2 separate regions of the Homo sapiens genome follow, and region 2 is linked to region 1. Evidence: read pairs that join two places in POLR2A ChIA-PET (ENCODE). Cell type or tissue: PC-9. All regions are shown on one strand. Each heading gives the region's core, and the rest is flanking DNA. Links, peaks and the distances in the headings are about the cores only. Region 1 overlaps SLC13A4 (solute carrier family 13 member 4). Region 2 has its middle 24 kb from the start of MTPN.

The links. ChIA-PET counts read pairs that join two places held together with the same protein. Peaks named below come from ENCODE experiments on the same cell type or tissue, not always from the same donor. Only the 100,000 strongest peaks of a DNase experiment are listed, where the experiment ranks them.
Region 2: POLR2A ChIA-PET joins it to region 1 with 10 read pairs; 2 of 35 experiments call an interaction of 5 or more read pairs at or near these places.

The regions. Positions count from the first base shown.
Region 1 is chr7:135,709,817-135,719,812 of GRCh38, forward strand. All of the region lies in intron 2 of SLC13A4 (solute carrier family 13 member 4), which reads right to left. Among named protein-coding and RNA genes, the nearest start is that of SLC13A4, 13 kb to the right of the region's middle. RefSeq lists an enhancer at 4,789-5,655. In PC-9, for the core only: CTCF peaks have their summits at 1,247 and 1,446; DNase peaks (open chromatin) are centred at 4,915 and 7,025; H3K27ac peaks cover 2,139 bases.
Region 2 is chr7:135,996,281-136,006,276 of GRCh38, forward strand. It overlaps a transcript of LOC105375523 not described here. Among named protein-coding and RNA genes, the nearest start is that of MTPN, 24 kb to the left of the region's middle. In PC-9, for the core only: no CTCF peak of the experiment used is centred there; no DNase peak of the experiment used is centred there.

The sequences.
Region 1 (9,996 bases), core at 1,055-9,054:
CTGGGCACCATTAATTCCGCACACCACAGAGCACTTGGAGCAATGCTTGAATGATTGCTTCCTGATTGTACTGTTGTTTGTTTATTTTTGTATGTGTACTTCTCTTGTCTCTCAACTAAATTTTTCGGCTGTGAATGGTTCCCTTCTATATATCTTAACACCTAGTAGAATAATATGCAAAAGTAGATGCTCAATAAATATTTGTCACATACATGAGAATTGCTTCCAACTGGAGGAACCATACAGAAATTGAGAGGAAAAGCTATAGAAAAGTCTAACTTCTAATTGAAAAACCCTCTTAAAGTGAGAAAACAAGAACATTTTTAACTGCAGCAAAAATAAAAATTCAACAGGAAAGGAAATACATAGTAAAATACATAGCATTTGAAATAATATGTACATGATCATACTAATTTTGATTATTGAATTAACAAAAATTGTGATTGAGCATATTGGGAGGATGGTAGAAGGCGAAGTGGGGGATGTAAAAGAAAAAATCTTCCCGGGAGGCAGAGCTTGCAGTAAGCCGAGATCGCGCCACTGCACTCCAGCCTGGGCGACAGAGCGAGACTACGTCTCAAAAAAGAAAACAAAAAACAAAAAGAAAAAATCTTCATCTGCTATAACAAGAAGTCAACTGATAGCCGCTTAAAGTGAGAACTCAAGGACTAATATAAGAATATCATATGGGAATGGAGCTTAATGACAGAAGAAGCTGTTAACAAAGTTACAAGTTATTGACTCTGAGGGTGGGGTGGGACTTGGTAGGGGGGGAAGTGGGAGGGATGAGGAAAGAGACTGCTGACTTTTCATTATAAGCGTTCAGTATTAAAGTATTTGATTTTTAAACTTTGTGCACGAAACACTTTGATAACATCAAAACCAAAATAAAGGCAGGCTGCTCCATCTCTCCTTTCTCTCTTTTGCCCTATGGACATTTCATTGCATCTGGTTGATGAGGGTTGTGTAGGAGAAGGGACATCTGCCCTCACTGTGACCATTTCCTGGGGGGAAAAGCCCCTGCTTCTGGTTAACCCAGTGTTTGTCTCTAAGCCCATTCCTCAGCGGACTACTGTCACGAATGCCCCCTGGGGGCAGGGAAGGCCCCCTGCTCTGGACAGCTTGTGACTCCGTGGCAGAGTCCACTCTGAGAGGGCGGTGATCATGGTGGTGGGGGCGGGGGTGGGGTTGGGGGAGCGGCCCCCTAGCGGGAGCAGGAGGCACTGCAGGATTGTCCTAGGGAAGTGGTTGAACTTGGAGGTTCAAGGGCCTTTCTCACTGCCTGGTTACTTTCCCAGGCTTTGTGGAGGCGGCTTTGTGGCACAACTGGAGCTTTATTTTCTTGTCTACCGAGGAGAGAAACCCACAGAAGATGCGGGACCGTTGTGGGAGATGGTCTTTCCACCAGCCCCATGACACAGCCCTGCGAAGCTTTTCAAGTCAGTGCGACTGGGGTGTCTTTCCCCAGGGACTGACTGACAAGAGCTACGTTTTCTGCCTCTATCATATCCCATTCTAGAACACCGGTTTGGCTGTGATGGCCTTTTAGGATGCTCAGTGCCTAAATGACAGGTAGGCCACTTTCTCTGGGTTCCACTTGGAGGCAGAGGAAAGCAACCAGGAATATGGAGAGCCTTCTAGTGCCGGCATTTTGCATGTTGCATTCACTTTCTCATTTGAGCTCCACAGCAGTGCTATGAAGCAGCACTATCCGTATCTCAGTTTACTGATGAGGAAACTGGGGGTTTAGGGAGCATCTCCCAGGTCACAGTGTAAGGGCAGAGGCAGGATACCACTTCAGGGCCATCTGAATCCGAAGCCTCCTAGACAGCCTGCCACACGGTGAGCCGACTGGAAACCCCCATCTGATTCAACTCTAGGGGGATTTTCTGGGTCTCCCAGACAGCATGAGCTGGCACACATTTCTTGTCGTGTTTTTGTTTTTGTTTTTGTTTTTTTGAGACAGAGAGTTGTTCTGTGGCCCAGACTGGAGTGCAGTGGCGCAATCTCGGCTCACTACAACCTCTGCCTCCTGAGTTTAAGCAATTCTCCTGCCTCAGCCTCCCAAGTAGCTGGAGCTACAGGTGCTTAGAAAAACTAAGGAAACCTCCTTAGTGAAACCACTACACCTGGCTAATGTTTTTGGATTTTTTTTTTTTTTTTTTTTTTTTTTTTTTTTTTTTTAGTAGGTACGAGCTTTAACCAGCTTGTTGGCCAGGCTGGTCTTAAACTCCTGACCTCAAGTGATCTGCTCATCTCAGTCTCCCAAAGTGCTGGGATTACAGGCATGAACCATTGCACCCAGCCCACTGGTACACATTTTTTATCTTCATTTATAATCGCAGTCCTGACACTGGCCTTAAATGCCCAGGGCAGGGCCAGTCTGAACTCCAGGCCCAGCTTCAGTGGGATATTGGCTCTGTGCTGGGTGTTTGGTGGGCTCAGCTCTATTCTCATGTCTTTCCTGCTCCCTTGTAAGTGATACTATGTGCTCGGGAGACACGGCCTGGGGCTCAGGATATAGTTTGTGATTACAGAGGTAACATCACTGAGTGGGGAAGAGGGAGGACTCTGGAGTCAGCCGGGACTCCACTGTGTGACCCTAGACAAGGTATTCAGCCTCTCTGGGCTTCATTTTCTCATCTAAAAAAAAAAAAAAAAAAGGAAGGAAGGTTATGTGAGTCCCTACCTCATAAGGTTATTACAGAGATTAAATGACACGTGCAAACCAGCTGGCATGGCCTGCCACATTGATGGCCAGGATCCCTGGTGACTCTTCCTGTTGTGAAGTGCTCCATCTAAAGGCTGAGCTGGTTTGAGGCCATTAGCACACAGAGTGGGCTCATCCATGCACAGAGCAAAGCCACAGGGCTGCTTTTTCATTTTTAGAAATTAAAATTCTGTTCAGTGGTGTTGTTTATTAGTTTTCTAGCCCATTGATTTTTCTTTCACAATAACACCTGGGTTATTCAGAGCCTCCCAGGGAACACCAGACTTCCAAGATTCTCGAGGATGATTGTTATTGTTTTCTAGAGTGTGTTGCAGATTTCCTGCCTTTATCAACAGAGCCTGTGCATTCTCCCCGGCTTCTTGTGAGACATGTGCCAACTCTCCCCATCATAGCCTCTGCCCAGGGAGCCTCTTATCGCTCTTGCCCTTGGCTAGCTGTCCAGGCTGCTGGTCCTTCTCTGGTCCCTGGGTCTGCATTTTGCTGGTTTCCCGTCTCATTCTTAGGCGGCTGCATTTTCCCGATGTGAGGATGCTTGCCATTAGCATTCCTTTCCCCATTTTATAATTTCCCAGACTCACATCCTGTGAGCTGGGAAGCCAGATAACGAAGATTGTTAGAGTTTTTTGTAAAGAGAAATTAGATTCTAAATGGCTGTTCCTCCCCAGGAGTAAAGTGCATGGATTTTAGGACATTTGCATGGTGGTTTGATTGCTTTTTCTGCTTTTCTGCTCTGTGGTTTTTCTCAGTATGCCACATCACTGAACTTGGAGAGCAGAGGTGTTTCTGGACTGTGTTTTAGGAAAGATGGGCTCAAGGAGGTCCCCTTGACAAGGAATAGCTATAGCAATCTTGGGCTCTGAAGTTCAGATGAGTTACCTGCTATTGGACAAGCTAATGAACCTCTGTACCTCTGTCACCAATTTTTTAAGGGCCACAGTGATGCTACATAGCTAATTTAATCTGCTGTGACATGGGCTTTACACATAAGATAATGCAGGTGGGCTCTTATTTTTTTTTAATTATGTGTTTTTTATTTTATATATTTTTTGAGACAGAGTCTCACTCTGTTGCCCAGGCTGGAGTGTAGTAGCCTGATCTCGGCTCACTGCAACCTTGGCCTTACAGGTTTAAATGATTCTCCTGCCTCAGCCTTCCCGGTAGCTATGACTACAGGCACCCACCATTGTGTCCGGCTAATTTTGTATTTTCAGTAGAGACGGGGTTTCGCCATGTTGGCCAGGCTGGTCTTCAACGCCTGACCTTGTGATCCTCCCACCTTGGCCTCCCAAAGTGCTGGGATTACAGGTGTGAGCCACTGTGCCCAGCCTCATCTGAACAATTTTGCAGTGAAATTCTCTGAACCCTGGGAGCAGATACCTGGCCTGGCTCCCGCTCAGTGCTAAGCTAAGCCCTGCCAGGGCTGAAGCCCCACAGGACTCCATTCCAGTTAGTGTCCAAGCAGCACAGCCAAGCCAGCAGTGTCTCCTTTCCACCTTCCCTGGGGGCAGGAATGCTGTTTCTGCCGGGTAAGCCCCTAGCAGGGGCTCAGACACCCTTCTCATCACCTGATTTGCATTCCTGGTTCCATCTGTTTTATATATTGAGTCTTCTAAGATTTGGTTTAAAGAAAAGGTTTCATTGCTTAAAAAAACATTCTTTGCAAATCCTGCCCTAGAGAAGTCTAAAGTAGAGAGACCCAGATGGGTGCTGGCATGACCCAGAAGCTGGCCCAACTCCTGCATGACTGGAGACACTGATTCATAACCGCCACCACCCCTGCCCAGTTTCTTCTTTGGGACTGTATGAACTACCCAGATGGGGAAGCTGAGGCAAGGGTCTGGGCTCTGAGCCACGAGCCAAGGGGCTGCTGGTCAGGTGGTGGTTCACAGGGAGCTGCTCTTCCCCCCAGAAACATTAGCTTGGTCTCGAAAGGCTGCAAGGTCTGTAGGCTCCCACTGAAGGCCCAGTGTGGAGCTCAGCCCTGGGGCTGCGTCTGGGTGGCTGAGGGTGAGGGCAGCCTGGGGTTCAGGCAGGTGGCCAGCTGGATGTCCAGCCCACATGCCCACGGGCCCGCATGCAGAGGACCGGTCAGCCTCCATGGCGAGGAGAGATGGGAAAGGCAGAGCTGAGAGTGCTTTATGAAATGCCCCCAGGCTTACTCAAACAGAGAAAGTCAGGGTAACGAGTCAGAGGGCAGGAATCTGGCGGGTCAGAAAGATCAGGAGCCAGCAGGGAAGCGGATTGATGACAGCCGACTCCGGCGGCACCAGGCGGCAGCGGCTGCGGGTTATCCCAGCGGGCGCAGCCTGTACTCCTCTCCTGCCCCTGCGGGAGCTGGAAGCTGAGTGACACCAGCCCGAGGCCTGCAGCGCAGGGCCAGAGACCGCTGGCTGGGCCCAGGTGAGAGTGTGTGTGAGTGTGTATGTGAAAGTGTGTGTATGTGTGTGTATATGTGAGTGTGTATTTGTGTATATGTGAGTGTGAATGTGTGTGAGGGTATGAGTGTGTATGTGAATGTGTGTGTGTATGATGTGTGTGTATAAGTGTATGTGTGTGAGCGTGTATGAGTTTATGTGTGTATGCGTGTGTGAGAATGTGTGTATGAGTGTGTGAGAGTATATATGTGTATATGGGTATATAAGTGTGTATGAGTGTATGTGTGCATGAGTGTGTATATGTGAGTGTATGTGTGTATGTGTATGTGTATGAGTGTGGGCATGTGTATGAGTGTATGAGTGTGTGTGAGTGTACGTATATCTAAGCATGTGTATGTGTGTGAGTAAGTGTATGTATATGTGAGCGTGTGTATGAGTGTATGTGTATGAGTGTGTGAGTGTGTATGTGTGAACATGTGTGTATGAGTGTGTGTATGAGTGTGTGAGCGTGTGTATGAGTGTGTGAATGTGCATTAGTGCATATGAGTGTGTGTATGTGTATGTATGAGTGGGTGTGTAGGAGTGTGTATGTGAGTGTGTGAGTGTGTGCCAGTGTGTGTGCTGGGGAAAGGATAGAGACAAAGAGCACATGCAATTACTTCCTGAAGTACACCCTAACCCTGGGCCTCCTGGAGAGCTGTTTGTTCCCAATCCCCAATATCCAACCCATGCTTTCTACTTCACCGGAGAGCCCTGTGGTGCCCACCTCTATGCCATTCTCCTATAGACAGTAAATCTTAGTTAACTTGATTGACACAGGTATCATGCCCAGGCTATAAACTTTTGGAGCAACACATTAGAAGGGGCTTAGAGGACTTCAGAGGCAGATATAATGACGGTAAGTGAGAGTCACAATGGAGCCAAAATAAAAACAAACACACACAAACCTAAAATACAGGACTAATCAGCAGAGGAAGTAGCAGCTGGATGCTCACAAGATCATAGAGGGACCTTAGAGTCCAACCCATCTCCCAAGGCACAAAGTCTATGTCTAGTGTATCTGGCATGGTCATTTGGCTCAGACATCTAGGGACAGGAACACAAGGACCACACATGGCAACTCATGTCAGAGTTTTCCTTTATACAGAACGGGAAATTCCTTTATGGCACTCTGACTCTGGTTCTGGTGTGACGCTTTGGGCCTGGAGTGTGGAGCCATGGAAGCCTGGACTTATGGAAGCCTGGACTTATGTCCCCTTAAGTCTTCTCTTCATTCCTCATGTGACTCAGGCTCCAGCTTTTTAACATCCTGGCCACCCACCTCTGGATGAGCTCCTTATCCAGAATTTGATGTACTGGACACATCATTTATTAATTTTTAAAATTAAAAAAAATTTTTTTAGATGGAGCCTAGCTCTGTCATCCAGGCTGGAGTGCAGTGGCATGATCTTGGCTCACTGTAACCTCTGCCTCCTGGGTTCAAGAGATTCTCTTGCCTCATCCTCCTGAGTAGCTGGGACTACAGGCATGCACCACCATACCCTGCTAATTTTTTATTCTATTTTATTTTTAGTAGAGATGGGTTTCACCATGCTGGCCAGGCTGGTCTCAAACCCCTGACCTCAGGTGATCCGCCTGCCTTGGCCTCCCAAAGTGCTGGGATTACAGGCGTGAGCCACAGTGCCCAGCCCATAATTTATTAATTCAACGGAGGATTTTGGTCACATTGCCTGGGGGGTTAAGAGCTCAAGTTCTGGAATCATACAATCTTGGATTCAAGTCCCAGCTCCACCACTTAGTAGCTGCATAACCGCGGGTAAGTAAGTTACTTAACCTCTCTGAACTTCAGTTTCCTTCTCTTTAAAATGAAGATAAAAATAATAGCACCTTCACGGAGGATTAAGTTATATAGTGTGTGTAAATGACCTCCCACAGTGCCTGGCATATGGTAAACACTTGGAATTTGGCAGCCACGTTGGACTGATGGTGACTCATGCTGAGCCTGTACTTAGCTAAAAGCCAAGGGTCTTTTTCGCATGAACTGCTGGCATTTATCCTTATTAGACTTCATTTTGTCAGTTTCAGTCCATTGTCTCTTCCTGTCCGCATGTCTCATTCTGCCACCGTACATTAGCACCGTACATTAGCCAGCTAGCGCATCCAACTTAGCCATCTGCAAATCTGATAATAAGCCTTTTATATTTTCAACTGCAATCTCACCCTAATCTGATGCCAACATGCTATTCAAGATTCTTTAGGTTCAGCTGTTCACCCAGCCCTCAAGTTACTCAACTGTGCTTTCTCATGGAGCCCACTCTGACTCCTCTGAGTGAGAAATTCTTTTTTTCCCCCCTGGAAATTTTGAAGGCTCCAAGGAAAAAGTTAAATTATATTTAATAACTTCTGTTTCAAAGACCAAGGAAATTATAAAACCCATTAGAAAGACTGTAATCAAAAATTAGTCAACATGAAGTTTGGGCAGTTGGCAGTGTAAATTTTATTTATCTAGAACATCCCCTCTTGAGGAGTTGTATAAATCCTCCACAATGCCAGAAAACGAGGCATCACTTCATAGGGCATTCTGTATTTTTCCACATGGTTTATACTTTCTCTCTACTAAAATAGAAACTTCTCCGGGTCAGGAGCCCTTCTGTCATTTTGTATCTCTTATCAGCACCTGAGTCTGAGCTTTGCACACAACTCCTAATACCCACTGGCTGACAGATCACCACTGTAAAAATGAACCATTTATATGTACTTGTGATGGTTAACTTTGCATGTCAACTTGGGTGGACCATGGGGTGCCCAGATTAAGCATTGCTTCTGGGTGTTTCTGGATGAGATTGGCATTTGAATCAGTGGATTGCCCTCTGCCATCTGGACAGACATCATCCAATCTGTCGAGGGCCTGACTAGAACAAAAGGCAGAGGAAGCAGGAATTTGCCTCCTTTTTCCAGTCTCACCACCTGGGCTGGGACATCTGTCATCTCCTGCCCTGGGACTGGGATCTACACCATTGGCTTCCCTGGTTCTTAGGCCTTTGGACTCACACAGAGTGACATCAGCAGCTCTCCTGGGTCTCCAGCTTGCAAGTGGCAGCTCATGGGATGTCTTAGCCTCCATAATTAATCAAGTGAGCCAATTCCTACACACACACACACACACGCGCGCGCGCGCACGCGTGCGCGCTAGTCTCCTCTTCGTTCTGTTTCTCTGGAGAAACTGCAGAACATATCCAGCTTCAGACAGTGAGAGCTCAGATACGAGATTCAAGAGGGGAGAGATGACATTTTGTTTATTTTTGTCACCCTCAGGGTACCCATATCATCCCATGTTGCACCTGGTAGATGTAGAACTGAGAAAATACTGTCTCTAAATGTTGAATGAATAACATGAGGGAACCCAGCCACAGTCCCAGAGTCACACTGATCCTATTCACGTGCCTTCCTTCCCTCACTGAAGATGACATTACTGACACATTGTCAAGAAACACTGCAATCAAGAGCTGTGAATGAGGGCTGATGCAAACATGGTGCTGGGCTACAGACAGGCCATAGACATAGACATTGTACATCCCAGAGAGCATGAATCTCGGTGGGGAGAGCACATGTCTATGAAAAGTTTATATCTGGTGTATCTGATGCACCATTTAAAAGATAAAGACATGAAATAGGCTCATTGAGAAGGGATCAACACTTTCAGCCTTTGGTCATTGGAAGGGCTTCACCAAAGAGAGTAATTGAGTAGGACTTTAAAGGTCAAAGAACGGGAGAGAACTTTCCAAAGTGGAAGAATAACCCAAGTCGCAGTAAGAGGATGGTCAAGAAGTAGATGGGTTTGGGAAATGACAAGGATTTGGGGGCTCCTAAAGAGCACCAGCCTAGCTTCCCCCTGTGAGCCATGGCACATTCTGGTGTCATAGTGGTGCATAGGTGGTTGTGGAATAGGTGTTTTCTCTGCAAAGTTAACTGGCTTACAAAGGGCTATAACCCATGTGCTCTGCCTTACTGGCATTTCCCTCTAATCTGAGCTAAGAAGGTCAGCTAAACAGACTATATTTGGACTAAGCTGCTCCCTGTAGCCCAACTACTAAATATCATCATCAGCCAAAGCCACGTCATCAGGCAGGTGGATTCGGATTTTTCACCTCAAATGATAAGACGTGCTTTCTGGCTCCTCCAGCCCCTAGCAATAGTGACACACAGTCCCTCCCTGGACAGTCTTCCTTTATTTCTCACAGAGTCCTGTTACCCTCCCAAGCGACTGCCTCTGCAGACTCTCCTTACGGGTTTGGCCTTCCTCTCTGGACAAAGGGGCGTCCCTCGGATAACTGTTGCCTGGCAACATCTCTACTGTGCCCTTGGAGAAACAGAGACACTGTCTGCTTGAAAGCTAAGGCATGCTGTTGGCTTTTGGGCTGCCTATAGTGAAATACAAAGATTAGGTTTCTTAATTAATAGTTTTCTCACTTTAAAAGGTTATTTAGGATTCAGTTCTTTCTAAACATCATTTTTTTTCCTCTACCCTCCACTTTCAAGCCCTGCCCTTGCTGGTTTTAATTTCACAATTTTAAAGAGAAGCCTGGAGAACAAGCTTGTATAGCTCTCTTAAGAAAAGTCACATTTAGGTTGCTTTTTTCTTTAGGCAGACACAAAACCCCATATTACCTATTCTTTTTTCACGAAAGAAGAGGGGGCAATTAGAACAACTGCCTGGTGATTCTGGTCACAGATTAGCTTTTACATGGGTCCCCACGATATTGGGGTTGTACCCATCTCCAGGAATGAAAGCACTGCTGAGAGCTTTGGGGATTCTCTTCTTTTTGGTGAGCCTGAGGCTATGGCTACTCAATGCCACATGTGTGTGTGTGTGTGTGTGTATGTGTGTGT
Region 2 (9,996 bases), core at 989-8,988, 290 kb after region 1:
GCCAAAGGATTGTGATTGTTCTTTATGTCACTTATTTCTTTATAGCTTTCCTTATGTGGCTTATTTTCCCCTCCAATGCTGGAGGATAAAGGAATGAGGAATTACAGTACTTTGGGAAACTTCAAATGTTCAGATCCAGCACTGAACTCTATGAATAATTATCTCCGTGTTGCAAGGTCCTCCAGTAGAAAGAGAATGAATATTTCTGCCAGCTTTAGGGTAATTTACTAAGGGAGAAAGAAGGCAATTCCAACTTCCATGAGCTGTGTCTTTGTACAACATAAAATATCTAAGTCATAAATAAAAGTCTTATAAATGTTAAGACTAATGAAAAAATCATGTATCAATATGTTCAACACATTTCTCTTGATTGAATAAGGCTTGGAGCATAATATTTCTGTTTTAAAGATTATACCTATACATTTGTTCTTTCTTTGATCTATTTTATGTCAAATTTTTGTTCAATAACAAATCGTAAGATTGTTCTTATGAGAAAATGTGATATTTTATGATGATTCATTTTATTTTCTATCCCTAGGCACTGTATAGTAAAAATTTGGAACCACATATATGTATATTTTCTTTTCTTTTCTGTTTTTTTTGAGACAGAGTCTCACTGTGTCACCAGGCTGGAGTGCTGTGGCAGGATCTCGGCTCACTGCAACCTCTGCCTCCAGGGTTTGAGCAATTTTTCTGCCTCAGCCTCCCGAGTAGCTGAGACTATAGGCACACGACACTATGCCAGCTAATTTTTGTACTTTTTGTAGAGATGGGGTTTCAGCATGTTGGCCAGGATGGTTTTGATCCCTTGACCTTGTGATCCGCCCACCTTGGCCTCCCAAAGTGCTGGGATTACAGGTGTGAGCCACCACACCCGGCCTATGTGTATGTTTTCTAGTAAATTTGGGGAGGGTCCAATTGTAGTATGACCCCTTCTCTACCCCTCAAAATATGTAACTATGCAGATTCATTCTCTGGGTAGGAGCAAGTGTAATACAGATTGCATGTTACAGATATGCTGATTTTGTAGCTTAAAGCGAATACTTAACTGGCATGCATGCCATGAGACAGCCTTGTCATGGAGGCCTATACTTATTAACCACAGGACAGTAGATTGTGGAAAGGAGTTCGGAAGGAAAAGAATAATGGTAAAAACAAACATCCTATTGTTTTATAGATTGTCAAATGCTTTTACATGATTTCACGTGCACATCAAACTTACCCTATGAAGTTGGTTTTGTTTTAAGTCATTTTGCAGTTGTGGAAATGAAACAGAGAGAGATTCTGTGACTTTCCAAGGCCATATAAGCCGTAGGTGGAAGAGCTGGATGTCCATGATGGCTTCAGGACTATACTGTTTAGAAAAATCAGGGGAAGACATACATGGGTTAGTAAGCACTGGAGTTGTGTTCATTAAAGTCCCCAGTTTCAATGCACATAATTGAATAAATATGTTTCAGAATTTTCAGAACAGGAGATCTGGGTGTGGCTTCATCTTCCACAGTCCACGTTTGAGGATGAGATCAGAAAGAATCTTGCTTTAATGACCTGGCAGCCAGAAAATATGTCACTAGGCCAGAAGTTGAGGAGGAAGAGTTATGGAGTGAGAAAGGAAAACTGGAAATGCCTATGAAAGTCATTGTATTCCTATCAGAGTGCTCAAACTCCAAAGTATTGACATTTTGGGTCAGATAATATTTTGTGGGGAGCTGTCCTGTGCATTACAGGGTGTTGAGCACCGTCCCTCGCTTCTACCCACTAAGTGCCAGTAACATTGTACCTCCTCATCCCCAGTTGCATCAGCCAGAAATGTCTCCAGGCATTGCCAAATGTCCCTCAAGGTACAAAACCAACCCTGGTTGAGAACCATTGATTAAGATGAATCAGACTGAATTGAGTAACCAAGACTGTATGCTTCAACTTTACCTACTGCACATGGATTGCACATGGAATTTTCTTCCCCCTCACAGTGTTGTAAAGTATTTTTTAAAGCAATGAGATAAACTTACCAAATGTATGCTTATTGGACAACTTTCTACAGATGGATATCATTAGGGAAAATAAGAAAGGCCATTATGGTCTTAAGGAAAAAAGACTTTGGGGAAAAATTCCAAATTCTTGAGACACTGGAGTAGAATATTATCCAAGGCAGAAACTTTCTGAGTCTCCTGCTTTTACATCAAATGAGGCTGTTGGTAGGCATGTAAAATGGTGTAATCTTTTTGGAAGTCCATTTGGCCTTGACTCTGCTGTCAGAGGCTCCTTCTCTAATGTATGGAAGAGCCTCTACTTCATATCAGTCTCACTGGTACCAATCACAAAAGCTCAGAACCACTCATTCCAAAGTTTCTGTTGAGAGAAACTCTCATAACTGTCCCCTAGAAAAATAAAATAAAAATACCACAAGCAATAAGATTTTGAACCTCTTCTAAGGAGGTCGTGAATAGAGACAACTTAATTTTTAAAGGGCAAGAGGCTTGTAGTATTACAGCTTCCAAGTGTGGAAAGGGCACAAGGCTTAATGGAGAAATATAATATGCAATTAATGATTTGCTGGTGAAGGAATCCATCATTGTAAAAATAAGGACACCAAATAAATAAACCAAACAACTAGTATCTTGACCATTGTTTTATCCCAGCTTCAAAACTACCATGTAGACCTAGAAAGGAATATAATGAGAGATATAAATCCTTGCCTTGAGAGAACTTATCTGCAGGAACTTATTGAATTTTTAATATGTGGATTAAAAAATCATGTTCAACAAGGAGAAATCATTAATGGCTATTCTAGTGGACATTTGCTTTTAAAATTATTTTGGCTGTCCAGCGTGGGAATGCTCATCTTATGTTTTGGAAATTACCCTTCCAATGAGTCTTGGAAGGAGGCAGACTTGCCTGTAACCATAGAAGAAGAAAATGCCAAATACCAGCTCTTCAGGCATATCTCTGAGACCTAGCCTTCATCAATGTGATGGAGCAGGCTGAGAAACCAGCAGTGTTCTTACAGCCTACCAGTGATGTGCGCGCTGGAAGAATCACATTCTGTAGGAGCAGCAGCTGGAGGAGGACTGAGTTCCTTAGGGTAGCTGGCCATGTGCAGCATCTGGGACTAGGGGCGTTGGCAGACCAAGGGGACAGAGGGTTCTACCTTGTGATTTTGGGTGTTGTTATCAGCTGCACAACTCCCTGTCCATTTTCCAGTTCTTTCAGTGATTCTGGGAGTCACCCACTATGTTTTTAATAGATTCCATTTTCTGCTTAACTCAGCTGGAGTTGATTTTTTCTTGCCTGCAACTAAGAACCCAGAGTGATACAATCATTAGCTTGTAAGAATTACATTAACAGCCTTAGAAGTGGAAAATTTGTTTTCCAAAAAAAAATTCGGTTATTATAGTAGTGATAACAATAATAATAGCTAACATTTCTTAAGTATGTACTCTGTGCCAGGTGCTGTTCTATAAAATGTTCACCTATTAACTCATTAAATCCTGACAATAATCCTATAAGCAAACTGAGACACAAAGGAGTTCAAGTACACAAATGGTAAAAATGCAGACTTAGGCTTTGAATCTGAGCATTTTGACTTCAGGGCCCATACTTTTTTTTTTTTTTTGAGGTGGGGTCTCTCTCTCTGTTGCCTACACTGGATTGCAGTGGCGTGATCCTAGCTCACTGTAGCCTTGAACTCCTAGGCTCAAGTGATCCTCCCACCTCAGCCTCCTGAGTAGCTAGATAGGACTACAGGTATGAGCCATCATGCCTGGCTATTTTTTTCTATATTTTATTTTTTTTATTTTTAGAGATGAAGTCTTGCTATGTTGCCCAGGCTTGTTCATGCTCTTAACAGTTATCAAGTAAGAATCTGTCTACTTTGCTAAGAAACTTCCTTTTCCATAGCTTTAATATTTTTTTCAGATTTCATTAGGGAAAGAATCTCTATTTCTTCTTTGATAATTTCTAACACAAGACTTTATCTTTCACAGTGAGGAAAAAGGGGCTACACTGGCATAACTCAGCCAGAGTAGAGTAGGGTCTTCATCCTTTCACTCATTCATCCACTCAGCAAATATGTAATAGCTGCCTGGGGTAGGCAGACGCCAGTGATATTTGCCTTCATCCTTTCACTCATTCATCCACTCAGCAAATATGTAATAGCTGCCTGGGGTAGGCAGACGCCAGTGATCTTTGCCTTCTGGTGTTTATGTTGTTGCATCATCCTCTCTCCTTGAGTGTGTGCTGGCCTAGTGACTTGTTTCTAACCAGTAGAATGCAGCAAAGGTGATGAGATATTACTTCTATGATAGTTTACATAAGATTGTAACTCCTCTCTTGCTGTTTCCTTCTTGGCTTGCACACATTGATAAAGCAAGCTGCCACAAAATGAGCTGCTATGTTGGGGTGGCAAAGGACTGGTGGCAGCTTTCAGCCAACAGCCAGCTGGGTGCTGAGGATCTCCTTCCAATAGCCCTTGAAGAACTGACCTCAGCCAACAACCATGTGAGCTTGGAAGCAGATCCTTTCCCAGTTGAGCTTTCAGATGAGATCCCAGCCCTGGCCAATACCTTGATTGCTGATCTGTAAGAGACACTGAAGCAGAGCACATGCCCAGCTAAGCCATGCCCAGGGCTCCCGACCTCACAGAAACTGTGAGATAAGAATTGTGTGGTGTTTTAAGCTGCTACATTTATAGTAATTTGTTATGCAGAAATACATAATGTATGTAGTACTTTTTTGTGTGTGTGGCAGTTTTTCTAGATAGACCAGGTCCCTGACCTCATGGAACTTTTGAAAGAAATGAACATGATAACTTCAGGTAGTTATTAGAGCTTTGAGGAGAATAAAACATGGTGATGCTATAGAGCTATTCTCTCTAATGGGGTAGGCCCTACCCATACACAGGGCTATTTAAATTAAAATGAAATAAAATTAGAAATTCAGTTTCTCAGCCACAGTTACTTGGTTTTAAGAACTCAGTAGCCACATGTGCCTGGCTGGTGGCTACTGCATGGAATAGCACTTGAGAACATTTCCATCATCACAGGAAGTTCTACCATGCAGAGCTATTGCAGAGAATGACTTGAGGAATGAGTGGCTTCTCTAAAATGAGAAGCCAGGGGCCAGGTGCAGTGGCTCACACCTGTAATCCAGACACTTTGAGAGGCTGAGGAGAGTGGATCACTTGAGATCAGGGGTTTGAGACCAGCCTGGTCAACATGGTGAAACGCTGTCTCTACTAAAAATACAAAAATTATCTAGGTGTGGTGATGGGCACCTATAATCCCAGCTACTTGGGAGGCTGAGGCAGGAGAATCACTTGAACCTGGGAGGTGGAGGTTGCAGTGAGCTGAGATCTCACCAGTGCACTCCAGCCTGGGTGACAGAGTGAGACTCTGTCTCAAAAAAATTTAAAAAAGATGAAAAAAAAATGAGAAGGTAGGGAAGGCTTCTCTGAAGGGGAATTATTTGAGGCAAGACCTAAACGATAAGAAAAAGCCAGACTTTCCAAGCACAGCTGCATTGTAAATTAAAAATAAATAAAATAAAGAAAAAGTCAGACCTGCAAAGATCTGGAGACGGGATGTGCTTGGCAGAGGGAACAAGATGCATGAAGATGTACGGCAAAAACCCTCAGGGTGTATTTGAAGACAGTATGGTTGGAACTTAGGTGACACAGGAGAAGAGGAATAGCAGTGATGCAGGAATGGGAAGCTAAGGGGCCAGGTGGTGTAGGTTCTTGGGTCCAGGTTAAGGGTCTTGAGTTGTACTCCATGTACGATGGGAGGTCACTGGAGGTTTTAAGCACAGGAGTAACGTTATGCTATTTATGTTTATGTTCTCAACAGATCACTTTTTCTGGTATTTGAGTAGATTGTTGGAGGTAATATTCAACAAGCGACTGCTTTTTTGGGAAAATATATTGATCATTTAGAAGACTATTTCAGTAGCCCAGGCTGACCTGGGCAGTGGCCATTGAGTTAGAGAAATAGACAGATAAATGATCTATTTTAGATGTGTGACTGGCAAGACTTGATACATTGGATGCAAGAGGGCAGGAGAAAGGGAGGAATCAAAGATTATATCTACAATTTTGATTTGAACAAAAGGTTGGATGGTGATAGGAAGAGGAAAGACTGGGAGAAGTACAGGTTTGGAGGGCAAAAGTGAAGGGTTCTCTTCCAGTTGTGTTAAATCTGAGATGCCTTTTAGATACCCAAGTAGTCAGGTAAAGTAGGCCATTGGATATGCACCCAGAGTGCAGAAAGGTCACAGCTGGAGATATAAACTGGGAGTCGTTGGGTTACAAATGCCACATAAAGCCATGGGACTGAAGGACATTTCCAGGGAAAGCACAGAGATGGAAGTGAGTCTGAGGGCTCTGTTGGAAAAGGAGGGAGAAAACAGAAGAACATTGTGTATACCACATAATCTTTCTCTCCCTTGAACCTCATTATTCCATAAAGAACTGGGTTAGTATTAAAAAGATCAACTCCTAGGATGGAGCTCAGCTAGGCTTTTGTATAGCAATAGCTGTCTGGTATTTAAAACACAAAACTGGGGCCTGGAGGTGGTATAGAAGGGAGAGGAATTAAACTGCAAGTAAACTCCAAACCATGTACCATGGAGGCCTAGAAGGGTCATCTCTTCAACCCCATCTGTGTCTCTTCATCCCTGATTCCTCAGGTTCTAGCCACAGTGGTGTTTCAGGTGCTCAAATATGCTAATCTTTCTACCTCAGGACCTTTGCACAAACGTCTTCCTTTGGCTGCTTCTTTTTCTCCCCCTTTCTTGGCCACTTGAACTCTAGCAAGTCTCTCTTGTTTTTCTGTCTCAGGAATTTTTATTGTTTCCTATATGGTTCTCATTACAATTTACATTCTTTCAACTTTTGGCTGCCTCTCCTAATAGAATTGCAGTTTTCACAAATGAAGAAATGATTTATGTATTTTTTTAACCTGTTAAAATCCTTTGTGCTTGGGGATAAATACTTGTTAGATGCATGACCTCACTGCCTGGGGATGAATATGGTTGTGTGAGTGAACTTATTCATTGAGTGTTAGACACTATAAGTTGTGTAAGTGGGTTTGTCTTATTTAAGCCTCTCAGTTCTGTGGTATAGATATTTTTATACCCATTTTACAGATGAAATGATAGGTTGAGTAACTTGGTAAAATTCACACACCTGGTAAGTACTAATAGCAGAAGCAGCATTTGAAGCCAGAGCCAGGTATTCTAAAGTACGTATACTAGAAGGGAACGGGAATATGAGGGCAAGCTCGGAGATGCAAATGGAATAATAGGCCATACGAGAAGACTCACTGCCACCCAAGTCCAAGGGGACTGCTGATTTAAAGAAATCAGGGCAAAGGCAGAGTTTCAAAGGGGCAGTGTTGTGGTGGTGAAGCATGAGATGTGGGTATATTGTTCAACAGAGCGGTTCAAGAACAGGATGGGGAAGAGTGGGAAACAGGCCTTTTCTTGGAGATAGGGCACAAAAGAATCAGACAACTAAGTCAGTACTAGTTCATTGACTGTGGTAACCAGGCCACTTCTTTCTGCCACCCGGGAAAAATAGAGGAACTATGAGCATTAAGAAATCTGGTAGATAGGCCCGAGATTTTTAGGGGGTAGTCATCTTTCATGCATTTATATCATTTATTATCATATATTTGTAAGATTATTTGATTAACATTTGTCTCTCTGTAGATTTCATAAGGGCTATTTATTATTTTTTGCTTCACTCACTGTTGTATAATAACACCTGGCCGAACAGCATTAATAGAGATCAGTAAATATTTTATGAATGAATAATAGACAAATGATAGTAATAATAGGAAACACAGTGCACATATGCTATGCTCAAGGAATTGTTTAAACACTTTACACATATTAACTCAGTCCGTTCTTACAATAACTCTATGAGATGGGTACAATTATTTTCTGTATTTTATAGATGTGGAAACTGAGGCACAGAGAGGTTAAGTCAGTCATCCAAGGTCACACAGCGAGTCAGTGGCAGAGCTGGAATGGAACATTGTTCTGGAGACCATGCTTTTACCATTTTGCTACACCACCTGTGAACAAATGAACACATGCACAGATGGCTGTTCTAAGGGCCACTTGGCGTCTCTGCTTTTGGACAGAGACCATTCTAAGACTATTTCAAAGCCAGAATTTTCTTTTAAAGATGAAGATTGCTAATATCCTGTCTGTCTTGTCTTTTATAAGATCTATAAAGGGAACCGTTGGCCCGCAGAGAATTGGATGCATAAGGTAACCAGCTGAAATGCAGCAGGACAGAATAGAGACTGGCGGGAGGGGGACACAGCAAATAACAGCTGACTTTGGAGTAAGGAAATTCCAAGATTAGAACTTAGTACCAGTGTAAAGGCAGAGGAAATGGAAATGGAGGCCCCCTCAATTGTAAGTCAGACATGTAGAGCTGGGAAGGGCTTTGCAGGAGTAAATGGAATAGCATTTCCTAAACACGCAGGTTTTTTTTTCTTCAGACATAAAGTTAAAAAGGTACGGAATGAGAGAAATTCAGTTTTAAGTTAGCATCAGAATGAACACATATGTACTTTGTTTCTTGGTTATAAAAAAGAAAACTTTGGAATAAAATCTATTTTTAAATGTTATAATAACTGGCCAGGCATGGTGGCTCACGCCTGTAATTCCAGCACTTTGGGAAGCCAAGGCAGGTGAATCACTTGAAGCCAGGAGTTCGAGACCAGCCTGGCCAACATGGCAAAACCCTGTCTCTACTAAAAATGCAAAAAATTAGCCAGATGTGGTGGTGCACACCTGTAGTCCCAGCTACCAAGGAGGCTGAAGCAGGAGAATTGCTTGAGCCTGGGAGGTGGAGGTTGCAGTGAGCCAAGATTGCAGCACTGCACTCCAGCCTGGGTGACAGAGTGAGACTCCATCTCAAAAAACAATAAAATAAAATAAAATAAAATAAAATGTTATAATAACAGAGTACGTGTAACTATATATAGAAATACTATGAAATGTGATTGTTAATTTTATTGCAATACTAGACTGTTGTGTTCATTATAGGAAAGAATGATCGAGTTTGAGGTGTAATGCTTTTAAAAATTCATTTTCCTTTTTCTATGACTATGCTTCCATTTCCCAATCTATTACTGATACTGAGAGTTTTAGCTGACTGAGGCCATTTAAAATAATATAATTTAGTCTTCCACCTTACTCTGAAACCCACACTGAAAACAAATATTTCTTAAAAAGCAATTACATTTATGTGCTTATTACCTGCCACATATATATTATAAAAGTTGATTGCTTTATGTAAGAGAAGTTAATCTGAAATCATTCTTAGCTAAATGTAATATTCTCTGTACTTGTTAAAACAAGCAAAATAAAATGGCAGGAGCAATATAGTTTAAGCATTTTTTTATTGTATGTTTGGCAAACTATGAAAATTAACATTTGGAAATTCTTTTGCTCTATTGAAACCTTGTTATTGCCTAGCCATGATAAAGGTAGAAATATGAAAATATTCTAGATTGTTACATTTTATGACTAAAGTACAAAATTATAGAAATAAATAGAAAGGTACACTTTGGGAGGCCGAGGCAGGTGGATCACAAGGTCAGGAGATCGAGACCATCCTGGCTAACACGATGAAACCCCGTCTCTACTAAAAATAAAAAAAAATAAAAAAAAATTAGCCAGGCGTGGTGGCAGGCGCCTGTAGTCCCAGCTACTCGGGAGGCTGAAGCAGGAGAATGGCGGGTGAACCCAGGAGGCGGAGCTTGCAGTGAGCTGAGATCGTGCCACTGCACTCCAGCCTGGGCGACAGAGCAAGACTCCGTCTCAAAAAAAAAAAGAAAGAAATAGAAAGGTAATAATAATAACAATATTTGTAGAGAATTTTGTAAAATATTTTTCACATCTGATATGGTTTGGCTGTGTCCTCACCCAAATCTCATCTTGAATTGTGGCTCCCATAATTCCCATGTGTTGTGGGAAGGACCC